Linked DNA regions of Mus musculus: all the other regions are linked to region 1. Evidence: chromatin loops called from intact Hi-C (ENCODE). Cell type or tissue: heart. All regions are shown on one strand.

Region 1 (5,000 bases):
TACTTGGTTCTCTACCCATATCCACAACTCTCCACTTCAACAAGGCAGAGTCTTTCCATCTCTTTTTCCATGGGGAGTTGGTTCTATGTTCAGACACCAAAGTATGAAGTTCAAAGATAGTTTAAGTTTCCAAATTCAAAGCAACCCACACAACACACACACACAAAATGGGGGACAGTTTTGCTGCTCCATTTGGAGCCATGTAAGAACTCCAGGACAGGTTAAAAACTATTGTATGAAGTCAAGAGCAAAATACAGGGTTTAATTAGACGTCCATACTTATTTTGCCCTTTCTCCATCCTTGAACACAACTAGAAACCCAGGGTCTCCTGAGAGGCTGTCAGCACCCCAAGCTGCAAGGAAGCAGCTGTGGAGATAAAGCAGCGTCTTGACCTATCAGACTTATCTTGATGAGTGAGTGGATGAGTAAGGAGGACCACAGCCCAAGCATGTGCTTTCTGTATTTTAGTTGTTGTGTTTTCCCATTTAGATCAGAGCCTATAGGCAATTCATCTTAAAGTAAGGTCTTCAGCAAGCAAAGCCTGCTGCACAGTGGCAGTGATCTGCCATGCACAGGAATGCACTTTCTTAAGTCTAGCTAACACTCTGTGACCTCCAGTTGAACTAACAGGGCTGGTACTGGTACTCTGGATTTGAAGGGTCTTTCCCCAGAATCGTGATTTTAAATTTTGCTTATAGTTTCCTCTTCTCTCTAAGCCCCAAACTGATTTAATCAAGTTCTGTAGATCACTGGAAGAGATAAAGGCTGCCTTCTGCTATAAGCAACAGTTGTATAAGCAACCGTTGTTTCTAAGAAGTACTGAGAATTGCTCTATGGAGGAACTGATAACACAGTGCCTAGATGTTTGGGTGTTTCTCCTTCCCTTACCCTCTGCCCACCCCCACCTATTTTTTGCAAGCTCTACATCCTACAAAGCATTGACACTTGAAGTTGATAGGTCTATATCTAAGAAGTTAGTGTTTTCCTTACTTCTAGGTATTTTCAGAGATGGAAATCGAGTTTCTCTTCTGAATCCTAAGCTTTCCCAGACTGCTTGCTTTCCTGAGATTGGTAAGAACAACAACAAATACTTTGTTGTTTCTGATGTTAAGTTTCAGCCATCACAGCGCCTGCTTAGCCACTGAAACTAGAAGCCCCGCCCTGCAACTCTGCCAGGCCAAGAGTGGGATGCGACTGGCTGGAAGTGAGTCTGATGAGACCCTCAAGGTAACCACGGATGCTGTGGATGCTGTTCTTCAAAATGCTTGAGCCACCTCTTTTACTAAAGATGGGTGTTCTTTTGGGTTTTAGGTTTCTCTGCCATAAAAAGGAGAAACTCTCCAACAAACAGTTTAATCCCCCCTCCTCTTTTGCAAGATTTCATTCATACAGTGCTGTGAATGAATTTCTTACTGACTTTTTTTTTTTATATAGTCATTTGGGGGTCATAAGGGAAGGGAAATGTAAGTGATGCGCGCACGCGCGCGTGTGTATATGTCCTGAAGCATTTCTCTAGTGGTGGAGTGAGAGGACCCCAGGACGAAGGAATCAAAGGGAAAGCACCATCCGCCGCCGCCGAAGGATGCCGGCCTGGATTCTGCAGAGAGGAATCCCTCGGAGTCGTGCAGCTGCTGTCCAACCCCGGCCCCTCGAGACCCCAGAAAAGCTACGCTGAGCAAGTAGACTAGCCCCGACTGCGCCGCACCCACTGTGGACCTTCCGCACCCTACTCCGCAGGCTGCTCACTCAAGTCCCCAGTGTTCTGCAGGCGGGAGCGCTCCGTAGCCCTTGAGAGACCCAGACACCCGCGTCCTGGGCACCGGCGCCCTCCTGCCGGGAGCCCAGGGCAGGCAGTCGCTAGCGCGGTCTGGGCCCGGCTGGGAGGGGTTAGAGGCGGAGGCGGAGCTAGCTGGAGCCGGTGTCAGGTTGCTCCGGTAACGGTGACGTGCACGCGTGGGCGGAGCCATCACGCAGGTTGCATATTTTAGGAAGTGAGGAGGAGGCACGGGCTCGAGCTGCGGCTGGGTCTGGGGCGCGGAGCCTCGGCGGGAGGAGGCGGACACGTGGCAGCGGCGGCAGCAGCGGCGGCAGCAGCGGCGGCCTCGGTCCGGGGCGCCGGCCGTCCTCCCTCTTTCCTCCCGCGGCAGCCCTAGTTCCCGCCTCTCGGCTCCCCCGGCTCCGCTCTCCCGGCCGGGAGCTGCTCTCTTCTCTTTCTAGTCTCCAGCAACAGGACCCGGCGCGGGGCCCGCAGCGCCGCCACCATGGGGAAGGGGGTGAGTGTCTGGCGAGCCCGGGCCCCGGGCGGGGGCGCGGGAGGAAGCGGCTTAGAGACCGGGCTCTCGGCAATGGAGGGGCGGGTGCTGAGCGCGGGCAGCGGCCCGGGAGGAGGAGCACCCGGGGCGGCATCTCTGAGCCGGGCGCCTGCCCTGCCTGAGCCCTCTGGTCGCCTTCACCGCGCGCCTTGCGCTTCCTTTCTCCCTCCTCCCACCGTGCCCAGGGGAAGGAGCGCTCCTCCCCTTCCCCCGGGGAGCTCCGACAGGGCCCCCTCGCGGTGGCGGTCCTCGCCGCGGCCCGGCGCCGGCGAGGGCAGCCTCCGGGTCGAGACTCCCTTCTCCTGGAGGCGCTGGGGCTCGGCCAGCTCCCCGCAGAGGCGACCGCCCTCCCCCAAAGGAAAAAAACTGGCTTCCCCTTAGGCCGAACCAGCCCAGCGAAGCTGGTGCCAGAAAGGGTGTGACTTCACAGCCCAAAGATAGCCTTTAAGGTATACTTTTGAGAGCTTTAAAATGGGCCACTGTCCATAACAGGATGTGCCTTTGGTAACTGGTGTTATCGTCTTAACGACGGGGAGGGGTGTGTTGTTTTATGTCGGAGCACAATTCTTAAATGGGGCCAGGCTGACCCTTCAGGGCCGCAGGGTACTGTCAATCTAACAAAGGACTGGAGACTGGGCAGTTGATGGTGTTAGAAAAGCCATGCGGGTTTCCTGCACTGCTGTCTCACCCGAGAGCGGTTCCCGAAGAGAATGAGGGAATCGGGCACGAACAACACTGAGTTCCCACCTCGGTTACTGCTGTCCACCTCGGAAGAGTTAGTTCTTGACCTCAAAGTAGCAGATTAAAAACTTAAAAAAATAACCCTGAAAATATCAGTTCCTAGCTTGAAAAAGCACCAGTCATGAGAATACAGGTGGGAGAGTCCATTCCACCCTTTTCAGGGCTGACCAAGCAGACAAGCTGTAGACACTGCAGGTCCTAAGGCACCCGGGTATATACTGGATGGAGCCAGAGGGAAGCACATTCTTTGGAGACTTGAAAGAGATGATTATAAGACGTGGGCCAGGAAGAGAGAATAGAGACCCCGATAGTGCCCAGTGTGGGCTGGTCGGCGTATGCAGCATCCTAGCAAAGAACTGATTCCCTCCTGGCCTCCACTTTCCACGATGGAAACCGGATCTATGTGTCACACCATCCTACATGCCATCCAAGCCGTTCCTATAAACCATTTATTCCTTAAAGCCCCATCTTTTATCTCCTATCCCTTCGAAAAGTATCTTTGTCATTTGGAGACCTTGAGCGGCTTTTAGGAAGTTCAAAGCCTAGGAAGGTGAAGTGACTTGTTCAAGGTCAAACGGTTGTTTAGTGGCAACAGGTGCTGAACAACCTGTTGCTCTCAGCTTACACATAACATCTGCCTCTGAAGCATCATTTTGTGTGCAGAACTCTGAAGTTATCCTCCAGAAGAAATTGGGGTGTTTATAATAATAAATAATCCAGGAGGACGTTTAAGTCAGAGTTATGCCTTTAGGCCTAGGACAGAGGCACTCAAGTGCTACAATAACAGTTCAACTGAGAATTTAGTTAAGTTCAACCGAAGTGTTTAATGTACCCTAACAGGTGTCTAGTGAACTTAGTATTTGGAGTACTCTATTCTATACATTGGATATTAGGTTGCCTGTGTGCATTCATGTATGAGTGCATGTCTTTCTCTGTGGCTTACAATGGCAAACTGGTCAGAGGAATATTTCATACTGAAATGTTGGGATTTTTCCACATGAGGATTAAAATGTGGGTGGAGCGATGACTAAAACCCTCTTGATAATTGGTTAACCAAGAAGCTTAAAGGCAGCTAATTTTTAAGGTCATTGTGATCTTTCCCCCACCCCCCACCCCTTTTCTCAAGTGTCATCTAGGGTCTAGATGTGGGTGATATCTCCAAATGATTCTTCCTAGCTATCAAAACTGGGGTCTTGAACATTTGGTAAGAAAAATGAAAGTCCAGCTTGCTGAATCATTCCTGGATAAAATAGGATTTTGTTCCTTTTTTCTTATTCAGTGTTTTCTGCCAGTGACTCGGCTTATAGCCTCATAAGGCCTACCACCCACAACTGTTTAGCTCACCCAAGGTGCACATCATAATTGTTAGAAATGTAGGAGCCTTGGCTTGTTTGTTAAACGTTTATAAAAGGTGGGAGAAGGGAGCGTCTCTCTAGCCTTTCATTTCAGTCCTGGGTTTGGTTTACTATTAACTTAGATGCTGAGAAAAGAAATCCTATCTTATGGGTAGTGATTTAAAGACCAGGCAGGGAAAGAGGTGACACAAGGTACACATGTCAGCAGGAATCTTGGTTGTAGGGTAACATTATCAGCTGCCCTTTTGGAGCTAAACTCGAAAGTGTGACTAAATACCCACTGGCTGCTATAAAGCTAGTACTTTAGACTCAAAACCCTGTGAGGCAGAGTCTTCCCAATGGAAAGTGGCCCAGCCTGGACAGGAACAAGTAAGGGGCGCTGACACTGGGGCTGGTCCTGGAAGTCCAGGAAAACAGAAAATAGGCTGTGAGGTTGTTTCCACCTTGTAAGATTGAAACAGTTCCCTGCCTGGAAGGTTATCAGCACTCACACACCCCCACCCCCTATTATAAGGCTGGCCGCTGGCTGTTTGTTAATTTGTAGCGTTCTCTGCTGGCAAGTTTGTAACAATGGTGACTCACCTTGGGGTG
Region 2 (5,000 bases), 680 kb after region 1:
CCGGCCGGTCACAGAGTTCACAGAACAGCCTCAGCTCCTCTGCAGGGTGAGAAGGACATAGGATGGGCTTTCCAACCTGGCTGTAGCCTTTCAGGTCTTTTAGGTCCACCATGGTGTGATATGTCGTCTTCTTCTGTCGCCTGGAAAGAAGCAGTTGGGGACAGGAAGTGAGGAAACAACTCTAGAGGGGGACAGTTTGGCAAAGAGGTTCTAGGGGTTAGATTTGAGTCACACTCCTCAGAATGTATTAAAAAAAAAAAACTACAGGATCCTTTTTGCTTCATTATTTCTCTACACGGTGAAGCACATGCCTATCTGAGTGTTGTTATTTAGGACACAATACATAAATACTTGAATTTGGCATGGGATACATCTTCAAAGGTGCAGTGCTGAGACTATATTCTGAGAGACTTTTCACTCGAGGTAATCTGGTAAGTTTAGACAAGAGTCACAGCCCACTTCCTAAAGCAGGGTGGAAGGCTAACACCAAGTGGTAAACCAAGCCAGATGGATCTATATAGCAACGAAAGCAGCCAGCTGGCTCCTGCAAACTCTCATGTTTAATTAACATTTTTGTAAAGCAGTTCCCTTGGCCAGTGACTACATCGCATCCACTGGCAGGCCAGAATTCTCCTTAAGAGTCATCCGCATTAGTAGAAAGCGAAATCAATAGGTACTAAGTTCTCTTGGATCCCTCCTTCCTATAGATTTCTAAGGGACTCAGGGAAATCTCTAGGGAAAGGCAGGGACTGCTCACAGAGTTCCCTGGCAACATCCCATCAACCTGAAGTGTGTATGCCTGTTCTGCTACTAGTGCAGATGCAGAGAAAACGGTCAGCTGTTGAGCTGGCAACAAGACAGTCATAGGGATAATCACAAAGTTACAAATAGAGAGCTAAGACAACTGTTCTGTTGGTAAGGCCAGAAAACAAGGGGAGGCCAGAACTCAGAGAGAGAGAGAGAGAAAAAAAAGCCAGTTCTAGATTAACCCAAAACCTTGTTTAGTTTTGTATTCTGATGCACTAGAGTGGGATGGAAGAGAAAATGGGACAAAGACTAGCATCTAACAAGCTATTCCGTGACTGTGATAAAAGGCAAAACACCCCAATTACCAGCCTGCTGTCCAGGTCAGAGGTCTGAGTTAAGGCACAGTCAATGGACACCTACACTGAGGTGACCTGTTTAGTAAAAAGAGCAAAGAAGAAGGAACTAGGTCTGAACTGAGGATTCGGTTCAGTTACATGATTACCAGCTGTGGGACTTGGGCGAAACACAAACCACTGCTGGGCTTCCATCTCCTCATTTACTAAAGAGGGGTGAAGTAGCACCCACCTTTCGGTAAGAGTTACAATGATCAGATGAGATCAAGCGCAGGGTGTATGCTAGCACAGTAATCCTCTCTCCAGCACACGGTCCGTTTTCAATAGATTAAACAATTGGTGATAGAAGAAAACTCAAGGTGCTCTATAAACCGAAACCTGCCCTGCTTTTGTTACTACAGCTATCAGGTCAGCGGTGCTAACCTCCGTTCTAGAGCTTGCGATCTGTTTGCACAGTGTTCTTTGCACTTTGACAGTGTCTGCGAAAGCCTTCTTTTTGACCTGCTCACCAAAGGGATCTGTGTCTTGCTTTCTTTGCACTCTACTCTTACGCCACAATAAACGGGGTACTCCCTCTTTACCTATGAGCCTGGCAGCAGAAGTGGCAGAGATTGGCTTTGCAGGTCTGACACCTCTTCTCTACTTCTCTGTCGCTGCACAGGTCACACACCAGGCCCTGGCCTTCCCCACGCAGGTTCTCCAGCAGCACATCATTCATGGCCAGGTGGTCTACCGTTAAAGCCTTCACTCCACCCAAGGGCAGGTCCACTTGAGCATCACATACCGGACAGAGGATGCCGATCTGTGGCTGCAGGCTACATAACTCGGGGTCCTGGAATACTGACCCCTCAGAGCTTGTATCTGAGTCACCCCCACGGATGTCCACTACTGAGAATGGATCCAGCTTTTCCAGACACGTGGTGCACACTGTGTGCAAGCAAGGCAAGAGCCTGGGGACTTTGAAAAGCCTCAGACATGTAGGACAATGAGTCTTGCCTGAGCTTCCAGACGCGTTCGCATCTTGGAGTTTGTGCACGAAACCCAGAAGCGGCTTCCTGATTTCTGACATCTTCCCCACGTATGTACCCAGTATCACAAAAGGCCCTGCGCAGTCCTCTAATGCAGGTTAGATTTACTCAAAGACAGAGTTCCAAGATCTTGAACACTGACCATGAGGACTCTCGTGTTGCCAAGTAAAAGGACAACCAGAAAGAGAACGCCTCTGAGGAACCATCCACAGATCTCCGGATTTGTGGTTTGGCCCTTCCTTTCCACTGCATCCCACACCAGTCACAGCCACACCCTCCTGGATCACCCACATCGTCCTCCTCGCAAGCGCTTCTAGAGCTAGTCCCCAGCTAATTCTGCCACCACCACCCTGACCCCAGCATTTCTTGTCCTCCAAGGTCACCCTCCCTCCCGCCCCCACCACGCCACAAGCGCGCCCTCCGGGCGATGAGGTAGTGGGTCCTCGGGCTCTCCCAGAGTGAGGGGCCAGGGGCAGCCGCCTCTCTGGTTTGCCTAGGAGGCCCTAGAGCCGTCGCCCCGCCTCACACCAATCCCAGACCAGGATTCTCCGAAGAATCCAATCACCGTCCGAAAGGGGCGGGCCTCGCAGTTCGGAGCCATGTCGTCCTCCAGAGTGACATCACTGTCATCCAATAAGTTCAGCAAGGTCCACATCCTCGCCGGCCACTCGCGCGGCGAAAGGAGAGGGAGCAAGGGAGGGCCTCGTGCAGAACCGGGAGGAGGAGTCTGGGAGTGAGCGGCGTAATGTGGTTGGCGTCACGAATGTGAGCTCCTGCCGCCGGAGAGGCCTCTGGATCGTTGAAAAGCCTGCGCTGAGGCTCCACCCCAAACTCAGATAGGGTTCTCCCATTGGTGCGTGGTACTGTCAGTCGGCCGAGGTGTAGCCCGAAGCATTCTGGAAGTTGTAGGCAGGCTCTCGGTTGCAGAGGCTATAGCGAATCAGCGGCCACCGGGTCAGTTTCCTTTCTGGGTTTTCCAAGTATTTTTTCTGCCCTGGAATCTCTTACGTACAGCGTGCTCGGAACCAGAACCCTCTCAGCTGGCTAGCTTCTGGCATTTTCCAGGGCAAGGGTACCTCCGTGTCTGGTTCCAGAACTAAACTTAACTGAAAAGTTTAGAACTGCTGCTCCGCGGAGCTCCACTGAGTTTCCCGGGTGGAAGCTGCTTTGAATCATTCAAGACCAAGACCGGAGAGACACACCTCACCAGAATTCTACAGTAACAGAAGTTGTCAGGGTTGCGGGGGGTGGCCTACAGAGCAAGTTTGGCATTTGTTTTTACAATCAAGGGGAGCTCCTGGTTGGTCACAATGGGGCAGTGGAGGATGTCACTGGGACAAGTCCCTTGTAGGTCCGACTAGTTAAAAAGTTGGGCACACCTGGTCCCTGAGCATAATTATTTCTTTGACGCCTTAAAGAATTTGCCAAGAGTCTCAGATTCATTCATTTGGAGACTGTTTCCTACACATGGGGTCTAAGGCACTGACTGATCTCTGAATCCAAAAATTGTAATAGCATGGCTCCGTAGTTGCTATCTGTTCCCATTCTTCAGATGCGTAAGCCTCTGTCTATCTCACTGTTTTCCTTTACAGTCTTCCATATATGATTTCAACCCATGCATCACTGTTTCAGGGACCTCTTTATTAGAGATGTCATAGTATAGGCATAGCTGTCGAAGCCTATGCTTTTACGAAGTATGGGCCTTCGGTGGAAAGAGCCCCAAACTATGAAAAGATGAAATTAAAAGAAAAAAAAAGAATTATCTGACTCTTCGTAAAATATGTTAAAGTAGAGATGTAGCTCACTGATCCAGTATTTGCTTAGTATGTTGAGACTCTGGGTTCTGTCTGTGGTACACGTGTGAACACAGACACCACACACACACACACACACACACACACACACACACACACACACACACAGGTCTGATTTGGTCTTTATTGTGAGGGTCTCGAGAGCTGGTTCTAACTTTAGCATAAGTAAAAACGTTATCTGCTAATGAATGGCTCAAAAGCCATTTTTACATAACAGTCACATGACCTCCCAGTGTAAGGAGTCGGCAAAGGTCTTAAAAGTGAAAGTGGTCCTTACCCAGACTTCTCCAGCCTTTCTCTCCTGCGCTGCCCTGGCCGAGTCCCCTCGCTTCACCGCAGTATGCTGAAGCAAATTCCAAAAGCGGTGTGGACTTGGCTTTGCTATATAGTGTTGCTCTGAACCTGCCCTCCTCTGTGCTTAGCCATGCTTTGTCTTATCTCTTATTCATGCCATATATTATATTTCCCATAGGGTGTATTCTGACTTCTCTGTTGGAGGAGTGCTGTATAATTTATATGCATTATCTCATTTAATCTCCCAACAGCTTATAATAGAGCTGCCTGGGAGGGGTCGAGTGGTCAACCCAAGCTAGCATCTGGGATGGGAACAACAGTCTTAAGATGTCATGCCTAAGATTCTGCCCAGTCCCCTCTGTCCTTCCCTTTCTCAGCTTCTTGCACATCAAATCCCTACCTGCCTTCCATGGAGAGAGAAGATGGGGCTATCTGGAGAACATCTTTCCGTTCTACTTAAAAGTCTATGCATCTTCTCTCCTTTCTCACGCCATTGATTGCTGGTTTTCTCCCAACCTCTTCTGCCTCTCCTTATTTTGCTAACACTTTTCAGTGAGTCCTTTACACATTCTTTCTCCCGAGGACTGTGATGAAGTCCTGAAAGAAAACTCACCCTCCCTTGATCCAGTTCCCCTCAACTTAATTAGCGCTGGTGGCTCTCACCACTGTGGTTCTTAAACTTTGTGCTAGTCTCATCACCGATGTTTTGTTCTTTCTCTTTGGTGTGTAGAGAATGAGTGACAACATTCCTGGACTTTTCTCAG
Region 3 (5,000 bases), 93 kb before region 1:
CCATCCTGCTGTAACCCCAGTTCCAGAAGATCCAACACTCTCTTCTGGCTTCCGAGGCACCAGACATGGCCATACTGTACCTACACACATGCCAGCAACACAGATATAAACATAAAATAAAAATAATGAATCTTAAAAAGAAGGAAAGGAGGGAGGAAGGAAAGAAGTGCAGGAACATATAAAGAATAAAACCACGACCCACAAATTCAGGCCCTGCATAATATTTATTAATGTACAGAAAGTACAAGCATTTGGTTAACTAACACATTGAAAAGGGCACAGTGAAAATGGAGTGCAAAATTCCTTCTGTTATCCCTCACACAGCCAACTTTGGAGAAATGTATACATACACTTTCATATCTATTATCTGTAAGCATTTTGAATATAGAAAAATAACCTCAAGAATCTGATGTCATGGTGACACAGGGCTATAATCCCAGCACTTGGAACATACAAGCAGTAGGATCAGGAGTTCGAGGTCACCCTGGGCTACAGAGATTCTGTCTTTTTAAAAAATGGACAGAACATCACAAGGACTCTGTGGGACAGCGATTCTGCTGTGCTGTGGGGGACCCAGAGCCCATCTGAGTGGGAGCATTGTTTCCATGTGTTCCTATAGTTTACACACATCTATTCTTTACGTTTTATAGCCTCTGGTTTCATACATCCCCTCATTTGAGTAGATCACAATTTCATCAGCCACTCCCATATAGATGGATAATTTATCTTCTCACCCCACTACAAAACTCTCCAGAGAACTTCTTGTGCACACATCACAGCAAGTTCTTATCAATGTCCAGAGGAAATTCTTACCAATGGGGATCCCAGAGTCTGTAAATATAGGTCTTACTGTTATGGATATGGCTAATCCTCGACTTAATTATAAAGAAGGGCTTCTCTAAGGAACAAAGGTTTTCCTGATTTAGCTTCCCTTTGACAAGGCTTGACCCCTTGAGAATCATTTTATTGTCGTCGTGTTGAATGATTGTGTATCTGATTGCATGGGTAAGAAGGTGGATTCATGAATGAGAACAAGACGAATCCGTGGCGTGCCAGAGGGCTTGTCACCTCCGTCCCTGATGAGGAGAGAGGGAGGCATGAGCTGAAAGGTCCCCTGAGCCTCTACCTGCGTGTCACCCTTGAGCTTCCCGTTTAGGACAAGTGTTCCTCACTGCTGGCGGTGTCACAGAAAGGCAGTGGATGCTAACCTTGGGTCTGGATTCTCTCAGGGCTTCCATTGTGCAGTTCCAGCTAGCCATTGCAGTGATCTGTAATGAAGCCAGGATCTGTTATTTCTCTTTAGATTCAGTGGGTTGATGGGGCTCGGCAGATGGCTTTTGATTGAGGTCTTAGCACAACCTTAATGCTTTTGTTGACTGACTAGGGCCCTCTTCACATCTGTGAACAAGGGATAGTGGCCAGGAGGCAGAAAGACAAGGTTGAGGGGGTCTTGTGCTAAACAGATCTGGGAGGTGGAATCAGAATCAGCCCAACCATAGGAACCAATGCTGAGGGCGGAAGCTTCCTTAAAGTGAGAATAGGAACTGGGAGACACAGACAAAGATGAAGACATCCACCTACATGGGACCAGTGTGACAACACTTGAGAAGTCACACTAATGACACTACGCCTCAAATCCAGACAGTGAGGAGAGCATGGCCTCTCTCAACCTAGCAGTGGCAAATGGGGATGCAGGGTCGTGGGCTCACGTAACAGCTGAAACACTGAGGCGTCTGCCTCAATCGTCCACCCAGTGGGGCATCCCTCTACACCACCTCTGCAGACACACAGACATCCTCAGAGACAGACTTGCTTAATGCCTTTCAAGTCAATCTACCTTCCACCACACATCTCTGGACACCTTTATACAGTAAACTAAGTGCTAACACTTAAGCGGTTCCTATGGGCTCAGCACTGGTTTGTGCACTTGGTGTTATTCCAAGTTGTGTTTACAAGAATTCTGTGAAGTTACAATTGGGAGTTGAGAGAAAAGCAACAGTAAAAGAAATTAAGCAACTGCAATATTTAAGAATGAAATTTCTGGAAATCTCTGAGCCCCAAAGGTCCTACCATCCTGTATTTCTGTTTGTTTTTATTATTATCTCTGTTCAGATTTTTAAAAATTTTTTGGACTTTTAAAATTATATATATATATATACATATATATATATATATATACATATATGCATGTATGTGTATATATACATATATATGCATGTATGTGTATATATGCATATATATTCATAGACTTATATTCTTAAGTTTGTAAATACAATTTGCACAGCAGTTTATACAATGTTGCTTATATGTATATGGTTTCAGGGCTGATACATTGGATAAGATAAGCTCTTCATTGGGGAAAGACTATTTCTCCCACTCTAAGCATTTCTTAGTTGTCTATAGTTCCTTGAGTAGGTTTAGGGCCCAATGAGAGTTCCCTCTTCCATGTTAGTGTGTCTGGAAATATTATGCTTGTTGGGGTCTTGTTTAAACTTTCTTTTATTTTTAAATTGTACATGTGCATACATGTATGGCATTAGGGCATGCATATTAGAGCAGGTGCTCCTCAAAGCCCAGAAGGTCATATCAGAGCCTCTGTGGCTGGAGTTACAGGCAGTTGTGAGCCACCTGATATTAGTGCTGGAGACTGAACTCTGGTCCTCTGCAGAAGCAGTTCCTGCTCTTAACTGCTGAGCCATCTCTCCAGCCCCATTACTACTTTTTAAATCATTCTTCAATTATATATATGTATCTGTGTGGGGGTATGTGCATATGAGCACAGGTTCCCCTGGAGACCAGAAGAGGGCGCTCAATTCCCCTGTAACTATAGCTTTACAGGCAGTTGTGAACCACCTCATGTGAGTACTGATAATTAAGCCTCTTCAAGAGCAGTGTGTACTCTTAACCACAGATTGTTAACTATTCGTCTTACTCTTTGGGCTCTTTGGTTGTTTGGTTTGTACTGGGGACTGAGCTTGAGACTAGACATTCTGGGCAGACACTCTATCTTTGAGCCACCCCTCCACTTGTCTGATTATTTGAGATAGGGTCTCACTAAATTGTCCAAACTGTCCTTGAATTCACTCTTTAGCCCAAACTGGCCCTGAGCTTTTAATCCTCCTGCCTTAATCTCCCAAATTACAGGCCTGCACCACCAGGCCCGTAGGTATGGAGAGTTATTTGTTACATTTTTCAAATAAATGTAGGCATCTACTCCATTCCCTGGAAGCCTTTAGTCTTCTAGGGAAAGACTCTCCAGCACTTTCTTGCATTCTGAACACAAAAGACTTTGTAGTTTTGATTAAATGCCCTTTGTGGAACATATTAAGAATTCTTCTTAAAATATTCTTAAAAACCCCACCTGTTCCAGGTAGGATCTAGCCAGTGTGAAACGCAGCGCGATGCCTGTTGTATCACAGAAGCTGTCACAGAGGAGATTAGCTATGCCTTATAGCCTTCCTAGTATCTTCCCAAACCGCTAAACTCCCTAAGTTCCTAGCATACAATAGCCCCAAGGTACAGCAGGACAATTGGAGTGGCTTCCTAAATTAGGGCTTTATATCTTGTTTTGTGCCTTTACTGATACACTGAAATCAGTTGCCCACCTTTTTAAGTACTAAGACCCCCTTTAAACACAGAGACCCCTGCCCTCTAAGCATGGAACTCCCACCCTCTAAGCACAGAGACCCTGTCTTCTAAGCAAGGAGACCCTGCCCTCTAAAGTCTCTCAGTGTAATTTCCCTTGTTGCCAGACTGCTGCTGGGTCTCACCATAACCAGCTGCCCCAGCTGCGGATTTGAAGGATGTCGTTAAAGGACCAGGTTTCCTCAGTGCCTGTCCACAGAGTCAGAAGTAGCACCTGTTCTCTTCACACTAACAAGCCCTCACCCTGGTCTGGGCACACCAGTGACACAACTCTCACTACGATCATGTATGCCAAAGGGGCCACACTCCTCTGACTGCTTCTCTTGTGTTTGCCCTCATCTTCTATCTCAAAATCTTTCTTTCTTCTCTGAGTCTCCCACCAGGGTTTGACAGGGTGGAACCTTCCGACCCTCGGGGACAGGACTTTTACCTGATTCTTATAGACTTGCATCCTGTTTATCTCATTTTATTGTCCCCTCTGCAGTTGGCCCTTTATAACATTCTGAACTTCAGTTATCTCTGCTAGCTTTTGTCATCTTCAGGGGAGAAAACATGAGCAGGCCAAGGCAGTGATAAGAAACAACAATACAGAACACACATATACTTAACACACAGATACACACAGATACATACATACATACATACATACATTACATACATACACACATACTCATACATACATACACATGCACACACATACTCATACATACATTGCACATACATACATACATACATACACACATATACACATGCATATGCACATACATACACACACTCATACATACACACATAAACACATACATATGCACATACATACACACACATACACATTCACACATATACACACTCATACATACACACACATACACATTCACACATATACACATACTCACACACACACACATATATATATATATGTATATATATATATACACATACATACTCACATATATACACACATACATACATACACACACACATACACACACTCACATACAGTCAAAAACATACATACACACATATACACACACATGCACACACACTCATACATACATATGCACATACATACATACACACACTCATACATACACACATATAAACATACATATGCACATACATACATACATACATACACACACACATACACATTTACACATATACACACACTCATATATACACACATACACATTCACACATATACACACACTCACACACACACACATATATATATACATACATACATATATATATATATACATACATACATACATACATACATATATACACACACACATACATACATACACACATATACACACTGACATACAAACACACATACATGCACACACATACAG
Region 4 (5,000 bases), 200 kb before region 1:
CTTGCTCTCATCCAACCCATTCTGGAAATGTCGCCTTTTGACCCAACTTAATCGGGAGACTCCAGAAACTGCTAGGTTTCCCTCTCCAGCAAGCCATGTGCATCTTCCTCCATCCCTGGAGGACCATTGATGAAAGGCTGCAGACCTCCTGGACTCCACTCCTGGCCCCAAGGACCAACACTGCTGGCTACCTGTCTGCCACGGTTGGTTCTTGGATTTGCTTCATCTGGTGGAGAGCTATGTATTTCTACATCAAGAATGCGTTTAGGAAGGTTTTAGAATCCGTGCAGTTAACTCAGCATTGCAGCCCTGTCACGTGAGAAGGTGCTACCCTGAGGGCTAATCTGATAAACTACAGTCTGCAATAACCTGATCCAAGCCGGATGGACCCCCACGTCCCCATGCTGCTCTCTAACTATGGTCCCAAGTTAATATTCCCCACGTATCTAGGCCAAGCCATCCCCTTGACCCTGTAGACTTCGGCAGATCCGGTCTTGCCTCCCATCCCACCATCCCATCCCGATACACCAGCTCACCCCACGAGCTAGAATTCTTTTAAATGCTTGCACACTGAGTCATATTTTTTCAGGGCTCTGTTCCTTCCAGTGGCCTTTCATCACCTCATTTAAAAGCTCTCTACCATGGCCTGCAAGGCCCACACAGGTCTGGCGCCTGCCGTCAGTCTCCTGCGAGCTGTTCACCCACACTGGCTCACTTTGCTTTGTTTTGAATAGACCAAGTACATTTCTGCACACCTTGCACCTATTTGTCCCTTGGCTCACAAGCCTTCCGTGCCATATGTCAACATGGCTCAGTCCTCCCAGACCAGCTTAACTCGGCGAGCTCCCCACCACCCTGTTACTGTCCCTATCTGGTTGGCTTGTTTTCCTATTGGAAAATAACTCCACTCAGATGAGGCTTGTTTCAGTTGTTCACTTCTGAATTCTGCACCCAGAACTATGACTTGTGCAGAGCAGATGCTTCATGGATGCTTGATAAATGCAGACTTGGATAGATGGATGGATGGATGAATGGATGGATGGATGGATGGGAGGAAGGAAGATGGGTTTTCATGCATTTGCTGCGTTGAGGCAGGGGAACTGGACTTGATCTCAAGTTTTGCAAGGCTCAGAAGAGGCTCTTCATAAAGCAATTTTGAGATGTTGAAAAATCACAGTGAGAAAGGAAAAGGACCTCTGGCTCCAGAAGCCTGTCTCTGAGAAGTGCCTGCCTCCTCTCTCTGTGCAGCCTGATAGAGCAGACCTGAGAAGGCACACTGATGGGCCTGCATCGCAGCTCCCTACAGCTGGTGTCTGCTATCCTGACTGGGATCCAAGGTGCACTTCGAGGGCTGTGTGGACAACACACACTCTCTCTGCTTGTAAACAATGCTTGTCAGCAAAGCTTTCAGGCTTTCTCCCTTCCTGCCAAGCCTGGGAACAAATAGCAGTGGTCTTGGCAGAAGCCCTCCCTCCCCATTGCTTTGTTTCTGAGTCTAGACCATTCATTTCCTCTCATTCAACAGCTTTGCTCTGAGAGGGAGTCACTTTCCTTTGCCAGCTTTAGCTTTTAAGTCCTCGTAGCTCATGACTCTCCTGTCAGGACCCAACCCGGGGTGCTTGGATACAAAGGAATGAGAGATCAGTGCCGAGTGTCAGGGAACTGTGCCGTAATTGAGCAAATCACATCTCCCAAAGACAGCCCAAACTTGGTCAGAGTTGTAGACTCTCCTCCCCACCTGGAGGGGGATGGGAATATTCTGTGGGGCAGTCAACATTAGGGCGGCTCGAAACAAAACCTAACCTGTGGTTTCAGGCCCAAGAGGCAACCATGGATGGAGAACTCACTTAGTGAGCCATGGGCCCAAAGGGTCTGGACTCCTTTTCTTCTTCACCCCAAGCCCCATAGTCTTCTCTTATTTTGCCCTTTCCTCTTTTGCCTCCTTCTAGAATATTCTCCTTTTGTCTCCGTGGTAATGGTCATCAAAAATGTCCTCTGCCCTTGGGTCTCTCTATGTAGGATTCACATATGTGAAACCTGTCCTTTATGACCAGGACAGGTGTTCCAAACGGAGTAAAGACCTACAGCAGACCAGCAGGAGATGCGCAGGGCACACTTGGCGATCTCTGCTGGCTGACTGAGATCTGCTGCTTGGCTGTGGCAGCCCCGCCTGTGCTGTGCGGTGAAGACGTCAGGGGGCGCTCGCGGCTTCTCTCTGGCTGGCTGCTGACCGTGGCCAATGGCAGCGGAGGAGAGCAGTTCGCCACACTGTGGCCCTCTCCCACCGCAGACAGGCTATCCTGACCCACAGGCTCTCCATGCTCTGGATGAGGCTGGCAAAGGGGAGTGTTGACTCCATGGGGACAGTCACAGTACAGTCCACCCTGGACACACAGCGTGTGTCCCCCACCCAGTGCAAGCGTCCCCCACCCAGCTCGGCACAAAGACAACAGATGGGTGGAGGGTGAGAATGTTCCAGAAAAGAACAGTTCAGGCCCCTAAAATCCACGGATATGTGTTCTGTACATTTCCTGTTCTTTGTGCTTTATCTCATTTCATCCCTCCAACCATCCTTTGAACCAGGGTAGGCATTATCAATTTATTCATAAACATTTGAGAATCACAGACCAAAAAAAAAAAAAAAAAAAAAAAATCCAAGGTCACCGCCTGGGCATGCGTATAAGTCATCACTAGTCATTCACAGTGCAGGTGACAGAGAGGCACGTGGAGAAGCCGACCAGGATGGCTTTCCAAGTGGAAACCTCCCCTGTTCCTGGCTTGGTCTGAGGGGAGGGGGTGGGGCATGTTCCTGCCCTTGCTTGACCCGCCCTGTCAGCCCTGTCCGCAGCAGCGGGTCCTCCCAGAAGGTAGATGGGCGGAGCTCTTGAGGTGACAGATGGGGGAGGAAGACTTCTTAGGATTTGCCCTGGACTGAAAATTTCTGGTCGCACCTTTGAACCCTGTAAAGTCCTCAAAGCCTTCTGTTTCAGAAGCTAATCACGCGCTCTCTCCACGGGCCCGGTGACCTTTGCAATGCAGTTAGCCTTTGTTTGCTTTTCTTAAAAGGCCTGCAATTTATGATCCGAACAATGCCCCTTAGGCCAGGAAGAAAGGAATTTGAGGGTCCAGAAAGACTTGGTTTTCTTCCAGCCCTTCACCTCTGAAGCCATAGTTCCTCAATAACAGTGTATAACATTAAGACTGGGAGTACAGGGCAGGGGATTGATCTATAGCTTTGTGTCTCGTGGAGACCCTAGCAAACAAGAATATCCCAAGGATGGCAACAATAAAATCCAATCTACCAGCATCGTGCACCGAAGGGGAGGCTCGTATTTTCGGGTATGACTTGTTAACCAGTTATGCGTGAATGTGGAGAGGGGCATGGATTAGGGAGCTTTCTGTTCAAACAGAAGGGCTGACAAAACCATGGAATCTCAAATCGTCAGACATTCAACGGCCTTTTCTAAGAACCATGGGAGACAAAATGTCTACCTGATCCAGCAAGTCATAGGACACCGGCCACCACCACCCCATCCCCAGCTTAGACGGTCCCAATCCTCCTTTTGTCCTTAGTGAAGGAAGGAGCCTCCCAGTCCCTTGCCAGGCCAGCATTCTGCAGGTTGGAATCCTGCAGGCTACCTCCAAAATCGCCCTAGCTGGGGGGTAGAGGTGCACACAATTAATCTCAGCATTCAGGAGGCAAAGGCAGCTGGGTCTCTATGAATTCATGGCCAGTCTCGTCTACATAATGAGACTCCATACACGACAAAATGAACTCCACCCCCCTTAGTTGGGTCCTCCTGACTATTTATGGCTCAGGGGTCCAGAGGGACAGGCTGGGCCACTCGTGTAGCTCATATTTTGGCAACCAGCTGGAGATTTTCACAAAGCAGTTCCCACTCAAACCTGTGATGCACAGAGCAAACACACCGAGTGGCGTTGGCTGCCAGACCCTCCCCGCTCTGTTTTCTCTTCCTAGCACCTGACCTTAGCACTTCAATGTCATCTTTGAAGTCTCGCAATCCATCAGCGGCCATGTTCCTGACACACAAAAGCATTATCTGTGACGTATGTTCCTATTAATAGTACCAGCATCTCTGCCTGGACACCCTTGTCACCTGTTAATGTGGGCTCCTGCTGCCAACACCCCACCCCCAACCTTAGCAGCCCCATATCTCTCACTCCCCACCCAGAGCCACTGATCCACAGGTCTGGCCAGCCTCTCCTTTGGGCAGGAACTGCAGTGGACACTTAGGGACCCCTACGAAACAGTTCTCTCACAGTATGGCCAGACACACACACACACACACACACACACACACACACACACAGAGCTTTCTGCCGTCTCCTCCATATTCAGTCTGGAACTTGAGTGATCCTTCTTCCAGCCTGTAAAATCTCCAGCCTTTTCAGGAAGGCTCAGCTCTAAGGCTCCCTTTTCTCAAAGCTTTTCAGAGGCTAGGGCAGGGTCCTGGGTTCACTATCTGAGACCAACAAAACAAACTTTCGCTAAGGATCTCATTCTCCTTTGTTTATTCAGCCAAAAATAGGTATTGTGCACAGACATCAAGCCAGATTCTCTTCCAGGCACCGGAACTTCAATGGCAAATGAGAGCGTTGAGTTCTGTCTGCCCTTGGGGAGCTTGCTGTTACTAGGTGACAGAACTAAACAGGTAAATAAAACCCTGGAGACTGCAGGTGGGCGGTGGGAGGAGTCCGGGTATTGCTTGCACCACTGTCTTCTTGAGCCCTACTTGTGTCACGAAGTTGTCCCTTAGCATCCTCAAGGAAATCTGAGTCCCACTGATCTTAGAAACTTCCCTGATAGCCAGCTTCATCACATCTGTCTCTGTGATGGACCCTTCTAACTGTCGACTGGACAGGGGTTGGAATCACCTCTGAGCATGCCTGTGCGGGAGCTTCCAGAAAGGCTTAATCCAGGGAGGACCTTGAATGTAGGTGATGCCTTGCCACGGGCCCAGGTGAAAAAGAGAAAGCCA
Region 5 (5,000 bases), 52 kb after region 1:
TCACAATATTCCACATAACATTGCTTCTGGCCAGAGAACCAGCTTTACAGCTAAGGATGTGCATCAGTGGGTTCATTCTTATGAAATTCAGTTGCCCTACTGTGTTCCCCACCATCCTGAAGCAGATTGACAGAATGGTGGAATGGCCTTTTAAAAATACAGTTACAGCACCAAATAGGCCAGTAGTGCCGGGCTTGGGCCGGCTTTTCCGGAAGACTGTTTATGCTTTGAATCTCATCTATGGGACTATTTCACCTATAGCTGCAAGTCCAAAGGACCCCCTTTAATATAATCAAATATATTGGTCTGTTGCTCTGGGGAATCCTCACATGAATACATGGCAGTTGTAGCTCTGTTAGATAATCATTGTTCCTTTCTTAAAGAGACAGGGAGAGGGTTTGGATAAAATAATAATACTGTAAAAACGTAATGACGCCTAGTTCTTCTGGTTCTTAGCAAATACTTAAACAGTCATTGCTACCATTTGTGTTCCATATTATAAACGTTTCTAAGATGCACATTTTTATTTACATGAACAAATTCACACTTTCTTTTTACTTTTTTTCTTTCCTAAATATCCACTCTCTTGTCTTTCTCTTCTCTGTCTCTCTGTCTGTCTGTCTCTCTCTCTCTCTCTCTTTCTAAGTTTCGTGTAGCTTAGGCTGGCCTCTAACTCCATAAGCAGCCAAGAATAATTGTGAATTCCTGATCATCCTGCCTCTTCCTCCTGAGTGATCCCTGAATGAGGCGGGTGACCCCTCGGGGCTTCCTTTGCTGGGAGCACTCTACCAACTGAGCATCTGCAATCCTATGTGGGGTATTTCTCTAATCAGATTTATTTTCTTTAGCTGAAACATGAAACATGAAATTCCCAAACCAACGGATATCTGTAACCTTATAGCTCTTTGTGTACTACCCACCCTGTCAAGTTACTTTTCCAAATAATTACGATACATAGCAGGACGGGAAACAGGAGAACCATCACTAGCCCTGGGAGTTGCTATTGGCTTTTTGCAAGAATTGGGTTTTTAGGGACGAACCTTCTACATACCCATCAAGAGGAGTGGGTTGGGTTTTTGCTGAATTCAGGGCAGAGCCAAGTGAGAGAGGAGGAACAAGCCCCAGTCAGGAAAGGGCCTCTGGGGTCAAGTATGAGGATAGAGATAAGGAAGTCAGCAGGTTCTCTGTTGGTGCGGGAAGGGGCAGGGCTGCCAGTTCACAGTGGCCCACCAGGAACGCTGCAGGTAAGCCAGCAAGCAAATGATAAGAGATTGCTGAGATCTAATGGTGATAGGAAGGGTGGGAAGAGGGAGGGTACCCATACCACACACACACATACACACACACACACACACACACACACACACACACAAGAATAATTAGAAGAACCTGATAGGGAAGCCAAGGACCTTGACACTTGGGAAGGAAGCCTAGCTGCTGGCACCCAACGCACTGTTATGTAAGCCACTCTGTCGGGTGCTCAGTGCAGACATGACATAGTATTTCAAGTGTCTCGTGTTATCCCTTTATGCCCTTATCCTGATCTTTCAGTTCTTTCTCCTGCATTCTATGCAGTGAAATGACCCCCCCCCCCCGACTCCACAGATACACAGGTAAGCTGCTCCCCAGGGAGGAAGGAGCTATCCCTTCTGCCTAGAAGATTCTTCCCCCAGAAACCCACTTGGTGCCCTCCTTCATTTCCTTTAGACCTTTACATCATCACCAAAGACTGTCTGGGGCTTAGACCCTGGCCTACCCTGACTCTTGATGCCAGAGCCCTCTTTCCCAGCTCTGAGCCCCAATACCTTCTCTGTACTTTCATTTACTAGGACTCACAGTTTTCACTTCTCTCCATTTAGAAGTGAGAACTTGTGAAAAGAAGGAGAAACAGGAAGAGGAAGAGGAGGAGGAAGTGAGGAAGGAGGAAGAAAGGAAGGAGGGAGGGGAGGAGGGAAGGAGGGGGGAGGGAGGGGAGGAGGGAAGGAGGGAGGAGGGAGGGGAGGAGGGAGGGGAGGAGGGAGGGGAGGAGGGAGGGGAGGAGGGAGGGGAGGAGGGAGGGGAGGAGGGAGACTACCTTCCTGCTGGAGGGATTTTTGTCCCTTTCCTTCACTGACTTATCAAGCATACTGAAGTCTGACATAGTCATACATGTCTGACAAGTAAAGGTACTCAGTCCTTGATGAACAAATGAAGAGCATTGGGTGCTGATGCTTGGTACATGTATTACTGTTTCAGGGCTTACCCCTGGATTAGCCATGCTAAAGATGGCATCAAGGTCCACAGACAGCTCTCAACAGCCCTCTATATAAGAACATTCTCCTGAATGTCTATCAACGGGAAACTGAGACACACAGGGCCAAAAGACCTGGCCTGGACTGCGGCTGCTGCATGGAATGCTGAGTGCCTGTCGCCACATCTCAGGCAGCCTCACTTTGTCCCCATGCTGGGCAATGGCAGGGACGGTGACTAGAATGTCCCTTGTCTAGTGTCCTAGGATGACGATGGTAGGCCGGGACAGCTGTTGCTCCCCAGCATTGGTGTAACCCTGCACCACAGCTGGCCACCGCCCAGCAGATAAGAATTCAGCTTCCAGCCTTGGCTCCCTGGTAATCAGCAGAGTCCAGATCGCCCTGGATCTGCCCCTCACACGCGTGCCTGGGAGGACAAGAGAAAAGGAAGCCGAGAGGGCACAGCAAATGAGGTCAGGGAGAGGCAGGCAATGGAAATTCTAGACTCACCGGGAGCCAAGGGGGGGGGGGGGCTGGGAGGCTGGAGTTGCTGGCTATGCTCAGCGGGCACCCAGTGGGCAGAAATCCCATTGCCTGGTTCTCCTGGGGCGGGGGTTGAAGGGCAGGCTGTATCTCTGTAGTTGTATTGTGATGGCGAAGGAGGAAACGAGAGCAGCTGATCCAGCCGGGGCCGGGAGTGCCCACGTGTGCACAGACCCGCCTTTGTGTTCTGGGCCCGGACAACGGCTGCATTCTTCCCCCACCTCAGTGACGTCCTTGGTGGACATGTCCCCAGTGCACATGGTCAAGAGATTAAGCGGCTATGGATCAGATGATACGGCAGTCCCTCTAGTACCCACTCTGCTTGGGCTGTGGCGACCCTTGTCACCGAGCACAGAGTGGGTAGGTAGCTGGCCCCAGCCCTGCCAGTAAGGCTCACAGGGGTCTCTGATAGCTACAGTCTCTGCCTCTCAGAGGTCAGAATTTCAGAACTCAGGTGCTTGAGGGGCCCTGAGAGCCAGTCCACACCTCAGTGAAGTGACAAAATCAGAGACAGGGACCATCAAAAGCATATCCTGCCCAACCTCAGTGAACTTTCTGCTAGTTAGCCTTACTGAGGTGACAGGATCTGAAGGGGGGTGGGGATGGTGCCAGTTGGATTTCTGGGGGACAGAGCTTCTAGGCACAGGGATACTCTGACACTGTCCCAAGCTGCCAGTGTGTGTGTAGAACAGGAGAAGAGCTAAGGTAAGACCACCGTTCCCATGATTCCCAGCCTCCCACCAGGGGCCTTAGACCACATCCCAGAGGAGCCAGAGGGAGACAGGCGGCTGGCTCCATGGAAGAAAGACTTGTCACTAGTCTGTCTCCTAACCCCAACCGATAGTTTCCGAAGCAAATGGTTTTATGTACCAAAGCCAAAGGCAACAGATGAAGCACCCAGGGTGTTGTTGCCTGCTACCCTGCTTAGTCACACCGCAGGACCACTGATGGCTCAGCTACTTTGGGAAGGGCATCTTTCTCTAAATGTAACAAAAACATCCTTTGACTAGCACAATGGCCACTTCCCCTGGCCTCCTAGGCTCATCCGCTGCTCGCGGCTGGAAAACTTGCTTCTCCTTCCAAGGAAGACAACTTCACACTGTAAGATCTTGAGAGAGAGATTATCCTCTCTAACCCTTCATGTTCTCACCATAAGATGGGGCAGCAGGTAACAAACTTGTAGCCAAGCCTGAGGCTTGAGCTGATCTCAGGATAAGATGGGGTTTATAGTCCCCGCCCTCATTCCCTCACTGAAGTTGTCAACCTGTGGGTTGCTACCCCTTTGCGGGGGGGGGGGGGGGGTTGTATATCAGATATTCTGCACATCAGACATTTACATTACGATTCATAACAATAGAAAAATCACGGTTATGTAGTAGCAATGAAAATAATGTTATGGTTGGGAGTCACCACAACATGAGGATCTGTATCAAAGGGTCACCGTGTTAGGAAAGTTGAGAACGGTTCCCTCACAGGCTACTGTGAAGTTCGAATAAAATAATCAGTGAAACATGAGGATGACAATGACAATGATAAAGACAGCTGCCCCTGCTGTTACGGCTGCTGTGCTTGGTTACTGTACAACTGTGCTATATAAAATATCAAGGAGATACATACGTCATTACATTTCTCTTCACCTTTAATGATTATATATTAAAGTTTCCTCTTTTTTTAGTATACAGATCTACGAAGTTTAATGTATGGACTTAGGAGGGACTCAAAAAGTCCCCTCACACTATGTCTTTGCACTCGCAGCTGAAGCCACTCCTAAATCTGGATCCGTGATCCATCTTCAAGGTGTTTGTCCAGAACACCCCACAAATGAAGTGCCTCCACGCAGAGTCTTTTAAACTTGTAGTTGGAGATAATACATATCTCACACCATAGTAAGAATGATAAGAGAGTCTGCCTCTACCCCATGGCCCCAGTGGTAATCTTGTAAAACAACCAAGAAACAGGGAGACTTCCCCCTCGTGCCTCCTCTGCTTCCACACCCTGCTGTTCCTTAGCTCCTAGCAAGCACTGATGTGCCCTCTATTTTGTGTTTTGTTTGGGGTTTCTTTTTTGTTTTTCTTTGACCCAGTGTAAATCTTTGGAGACATGCCCAAGTCATTGTGTGTATGAATTGGCCATTCAAGTAACTATGGCCAAAAGAAATATTCAGCATATTCCATCACCCCAGAACTCCCTACTGAGTGTTATTCAATGGCATAGATGTGCCACAACTTG
Region 6 (5,000 bases), 320 kb before region 1:
TAAGCCTTTAGTATGCATGCCAATGATTTCAGTAAGATTACAAGTATGATGTACTAACTTACAGAATGTTCTGAGCCCAGCAAATGAAAACCATGTGTTGTTCTCAACACATATGGTGCAGGGTTTTGTTTTGTTTTGTTTACAATGAATGCACTGTAATACAATGATGCTAGGTCCCAGGAAAAGTCAGGCAGTTCTAGGATTTAATATTGTCTTTGCCCACAAAATGTTCAAATAAATAATAATTAAAAAATGTTAAAAGGTACAACTTTTAACTAGAAAGGTAAAAAGAATGCTCAAAAACATAACACTGGTTAAAGAGCAAATTACAATACCATTACAAAATACTGCTTAGGAGAACTGGTAAATCAGGGTAAATAGTACTTAGAGGATTGTATACCCTTTCACATAATCACTCTTTACAAAGGAGATTGTAACAAGGTGCAGTAGGCTGGCTAGCCTGCTCTCTCAGCCTTCTAGAAGACAAAAGCAGGAAGATCAGGAGTTTAAGGATAGCCTTGGCTATATAACAAATTTGAAGCCAACTTGGGATACAGCAGTGCTTATCTTAAATAAATCAAAGATGGCTAGGGAGAGAAAGTGTTGAAAGCCAACAAGCTATAAACACTGACACTATCTAGCTAGTAAAAGAATCACAAAGTAACAAAGCTAAACAAAATATATATAAAAAAAATTCCAAAGTCTGCGAACTACAATTTTATATTCAAATATTTTCTGTGTAGAAAAAAAGTGGGAAAAATGCAAAACAAATAATGAATTATTTAATAAATAACTATGTAACACTAAACAAAGTATGTCATAATAAAAATAACGAAAAGTGGGGTGCAAATACAGCCAGATCATGGTCTAGGAGGGCAAAATGAGCAAGTTTATTCCCAAAACAGTCGTAAATAAAAATGGAAACATTTTTAGAAAAAAAAATAGTAAAAGTTCTTTAATAAGAAACAAAGCTGAGTGACCCCTCTCCTCCCTGCCCCTCCCTCTTCTCACAGAGAGCACTGCCTGCCAAGAAAGCTAGACCATATGGTTAAAGGGAAGTCTTGCTGCTTTATCTTTGTAGTCCTGGCTGCCAGGGATCTCATTCTGTAGCTGAGCCCAGCCTCTGCTTCCCCAGGGCTGGAATCAAAGGTCTGTGCTGCCTCTATGGCTGCTGCCACCACCACTGGCTTAAGCACTTCCAATTCATCTTTTGTGGCCACCACACTGGCTGCTTCCAACCCTGCCATAGTCAACATTGTATCATTTTATTACAATAATTAGGTAGATGACCACTAAAGGGCAGTTATAAACAGCAGACATAATTAATGGGAAATTGTGGAAGCACAACAAGAATGCTTGCAAGACAAGGGGACCTCCTGGTCATCCATTATACTCTGTATTATATTCAGGGGATGGTTCGTTTTAACGATCAAAACCTAGCCTCGGCTGGGAAGGAAGTTCCCATTCACTCAGTGAGGAGCAGTCTAGAGTAGGTTGGCCCTGGACATGCTTCTGAGGGAATTTGTTTAAAAACTGGGTTGTTAGAAAGCCCCCCCCCCCCATATGTGTGAGGCCATTTCATAGGTTGGGCCCTAGTCTGAACGAATGAGTGAGGGAACTAGCTGATCACTGGTGAGCGCATCCATCACATCACTGCCCTCTGTTCTTGTCTGTGGATGCCATGTTACTAGCTGCTTAAGTTCCTGGTGCCTCGACTTCCCAGCAATGATGGGCTCTGAGAGAAACTGTGAGCCAAATAAACTCCACCCCCCCCCCCGCCCCCAAGTTTCTTCTGTCATGCTATTATCACACCAACAGAAAGCAAAGGTAAACTTAGCGATAGTTTAGATTAGTAGTTCTCAACCTTCCTAATGCAGTGACTCTCTAACACAGTTCCTCGTGTTGTGGTGACCCCCTAACCATAAAAATAATTTTTTGTTATTGCATAACTGTAATCTTGCTACTGTTATGAATTGTAATGTAAATATCTGATATCTGACCCTTGTGAAAGGGTCTTTGGTCCTGACCCACATGTTGAGATATGCTGGTTTAGATACTTGCAATAGTTTAAAAACAAAACAGGATTAGGTGTGGGGCCACTAGTAATCTGTCCCCACACTTCTTCAGCCCTGTGCCAAACTCCATTGACAGACCTTGGCAACCATGACCCCCTGCCCTTGTCCCTTGTCCCTTGTCCGTGGGCCTAGTGGGCACTACTAAGTGGATGTCTCGAGGCGCGGAGCTTACATCTGACCCTGTGTACCTAAAGCAAGACAAAGGAGGAAGGGGACAGATGCCTCCCGGCCCTCTTCTCGGAAGGCTCTAGAGCTCTGAGCGCCCCCGCATTCCACCGCTTTGTGCGAAGGGGCGAACCCCGCGGGACACGGCGTGGAGCTGCCGGCCCCTCCCGTGAGTCGCCCTGGCCGCCCGCGCCGCACCCACTTCCTCTTTCCCTTCCGCGCGCCAGCCAACCGCTCGCCAAAAATTCCTGTCACTTCTGACAGGAAGCGGGGAGGCCGCGCCGGGGCGACCAGCATCGCATCTCCGCCGCGACCCCGGACCCGGTCGTCTGCAGGGTCCCGCCTGCGCCTGGGCCCCAGCCCCGCCCGGTTCTCCACCCCCGGCTCGGCCCAGTCCTCTGTCCCCGCCTCGGCCGCGGTCCGCCCGGTCCTCCTTCCCGGTCCCTGCCGCTCGGCCCTCCGTCCCCGCCCGGCTCAGTCCTCGGTCGCTCCGTCGCCCGATCTTCAGCCACCGCGCAGCCAGGTCCTCCGTCGCGGTGGCGGCCGGGTCCTCGGGCGCGAGCCCGCCATGGAGGTGGAGGAGGCGTTCCAGGCGGTGGGCGAGATGGGCCTCTATCAGATGTACTTGTGCTTCCTGCTGGCTGTGCTGCTGCAGGTGAGTCCCCGGCTCCCCGCGGCCCCCGGGGCGCTCTCAGCTCAGGCTGGCCCCAGGTGTGGCGCGAGAGCGCAGGGAGGGAGGGGGCGGGCGGGCGCCGCGCGGTGGCGGGCCAGCCACTGAGCTCTCCCAGGCTGTCACCCAGAGCCTGGCACTGACACTTCGCCACCAGAGCTAGTTGAAAGATGAAACCCATTACCCGGGATCAAAAGGATTCGGCACCCTAACCCCTTACAGAGTGAGACAGAGAAAGCATGGACAACCTGCCCACAAAAGATCAGGTCTAGCTAGTATGGCCTCCTTCAGCCCTCTCTGAGATTGAGGGAGGCTTCCTATTAAAGGGGCTTTCCATCCACGGGAATTTATTTCTCTCTAGTTAAAGTTCTACTGGGTTATTAAGCTCCGAGGCCAGCTTTGGTCTAGGGAAATGATACCATCCACACAGTGTGGTTCATTGTATTGAATTCTCAGAAACCAGCTGCACACCTCAACCTAAAACTCTTGATTTTAGGAGTCCTTGGGCTCTTTAAGAGGTTCATTCTTGTAGTCCTAGCACTATGGAAACTGAGGCAGGAGAAGGATGGCTCTTCTTCTAGGCAAATTCAAAGCCAGCCTGAGCAGCTCAGATTGTCCCTAGGAAGCAGGTCAGTCAGTGGTAAAGCCCTAGATGTGCAAGGCTCTGGGTTTGATCCCTACCACCAGGGCCAGAAAATGAAGCTAGCTCCCTGTCCCGGAGGCTTGCAATCCTGGGATGAAGTGGTCTGTGACACTGACACTGTGAGGCTGACAGCTGAGCTAAGTAAGTTAAGGTATTATTGCAAGGGAAGTACTGGCTGGCCGCGGTTATAACCAGAGCCCACAAGTTGCTTCAACGTTGTGTTGATGCTGCAGCAGGAAGAGAGGCAGTAAGGTAAAACTTAATCTACTGATTCTCTTTCCCCATTAAAATCTTCAGTTGACTTCAGCACCAGGCAGAACATCGGTTCAAGTGGTGATACTTGGAAGCCTTTCTCTTAGCAGAGTAAGAATTAGTATAGAGAAATAGAACTGCAACTGCAATGTCTGGTCTTCATGTATAATGGTTTCTTTGACAATATTCCATCTAACCAGGAGTTCCAAGTATATATCCCCTCTCCTGGCAATCCTTTTGGCCACTTCTCTGCTCCACTTCTTGTGTTAGCATCTTATTTGCCTAGCCAGGTGGTTGCCAACTTAGAATCAAATCTTGAGTGTGGCACTGAGAAGGCCAGTATTCTGGGTCAGGACCTGTTAACTTTCCTGGGCTTTTATCACCTCGTTGCCAGCTGGAGATGCAGGGCCTTGCGCTTTTTATACGAGAGCTTTACTGCTGACCTACACCTTCTTCCCCTCCCTCCCATGCTTTTATTAATGGCTGACCTAGTTCATTGTAGTTTGTTAAGGAAGAGTTCCAAGCCCATGATCTTTTTGCTCAGCAACTGTTGGTTGATTTATGGTCACCATTTGCCAAGTTTTCAAGTGTTATTGGCAATGGATGGTTGTTTATCTTGTAGGTGTGGGCTGTATGGGTTGCCGTGTCCCTGCCTCCACCTGAGTTCCACGGGAAGACGACTTTATAATTCGATGTGTCTGAAAGGATAGCTGATTCTTCTGAAGTCCCTGCTGTGGAGAAGTGATGAGGGTCACACCGTAGCGTTATTGAAGACCTTACTGTACTATAGTCTAAGTCCAGCCCATTGCAATAGAAGAGTTCAGCCATGGAGAGAACCTGCCGTTCTCACTGCCTGCATCCGCAGTGAAAAAGATGCCTCTGATCACAGGCTTAAACACGTGCAAGAAGTCAGAGCAGATGAAGGAAGACCCAGATGAAGGAGCAGTTGCAGGCCCAGCTGCTGTACTGCTTGACCAATACTTGACAGGGGACATGGAACACCGAAGCACCCACCCCAACATTTTGAGCACAAAACCAAAAAGAGCTGCCTTTCACATTCACACCCCCTCCCTAGATCTTGCTTACAAATATTTTTGTAGGTCATCTTAGACAAGAATATCCCAGGCTACACTTGAGTTTGTAATATTAAGTGCATCTTTAATAGTTCCATCTGCTAAAGGATAGCTGTATTGAT

The links. A loop is a pair of places that touch in the nucleus more often than their neighbours do. Peaks named below come from ENCODE experiments on the same cell type or tissue, not always from the same donor. Only the 100,000 strongest peaks of a DNase experiment are listed, where the experiment ranks them.
Region 2: a loop joins it to region 1, with 2.5 times the contacts of the local background. A loop is called at or near these places in 2 of 42 quality-filtered maps.
Region 3: a loop joins it to region 1, with 2.5 times the contacts of the local background. A loop is called at or near these places in 6 of 42 quality-filtered maps.
Region 4: it touches region 1 in a loop (4-fold over the local background); 27 of 42 quality-filtered maps call a loop at or near these places.
Region 5: a loop joins it to region 1, with 4 times the contacts of the local background. A loop is called at or near these places in 8 of 42 quality-filtered maps.
Region 6: a loop joins it to region 1, with 5 times the contacts of the local background. A loop is called at or near these places in 2 of 42 quality-filtered maps.

The regions. Positions count from the first base shown.
Region 1 is chr3:101,601,677-101,606,676 of GRCm38, reverse strand. It overlaps Atp1a1 (ATPase, Na+/K+ transporting, alpha 1 polypeptide), which reads left to right and starts at 1,970. Exons shown (of 23, transcript NM_144900.2): 1 at 1,970-2,274. The coding sequence starts at 2,263. In heart, CTCF peaks have their summits at 1,834, 2,550 and 4,976; DNase peaks (open chromatin) are centred at 1,956 and 2,556; H3K4me3 peaks cover 3,974 bases; H3K27ac peaks cover 3,945 bases.
Region 2 is chr3:100,920,081-100,925,080 of GRCm38, reverse strand. It overlaps Trim45 (tripartite motif-containing 45), which reads right to left and starts at 2,588. Exons shown (of 6, transcript NM_194343.2): 1 at 1,682-2,588; 2 at 1-140. The coding sequence starts at 2,169. In heart, no CTCF peak of the experiment used is centred here; DNase peaks (open chromatin) are centred at 830, 1,870 and 2,730; H3K4me3 peaks cover 2,172 bases; H3K27ac peaks cover 2,298 bases.
Region 3 is chr3:101,694,840-101,699,839 of GRCm38, reverse strand. No RefSeq gene overlaps it. Among named protein-coding and RNA genes, the nearest start is that of Gm33265, 30 kb to the right of the region's middle. In heart, a CTCF peak has its summit at 2,796 (motif pointing right); no DNase peak of the experiment used is centred here; H3K27ac peaks cover 419 bases.
Region 4 is chr3:101,803,590-101,808,589 of GRCm38, reverse strand. No RefSeq gene overlaps it. Among named protein-coding and RNA genes, the nearest start is that of Gm33381, 22 kb to the left of the region's middle. In heart, a CTCF peak has its summit at 2,189; DNase peaks (open chromatin) are centred at 2,299, 2,799 and 4,099; H3K4me3 peaks cover 1,100 bases; H3K27ac peaks cover 3,849 bases.
Region 5 is chr3:101,549,596-101,554,595 of GRCm38, reverse strand. No RefSeq gene overlaps it. Among named protein-coding and RNA genes, the nearest start is that of Gm33162, 15 kb to the right of the region's middle. In heart, no CTCF peak of the experiment used is centred here; DNase peaks (open chromatin) are centred at 1,135, 1,455 and 2,665; H3K4me3 peaks cover 1,172 bases; H3K27ac peaks cover 3,213 bases.
Region 6 is chr3:101,921,927-101,926,926 of GRCm38, reverse strand. Slc22a15 (solute carrier family 22 (organic anion/cation transporter), member 15) reads left to right here and starts at 2,474. Exons shown (of 12, transcript NM_001039371.2): 1 at 2,474-2,895. The coding sequence starts at 2,809. In heart, a CTCF peak has its summit at 3,026; DNase peaks (open chromatin) are centred at 1,096 and 2,536; H3K4me3 peaks cover 2,145 bases; H3K27ac peaks cover 2,424 bases.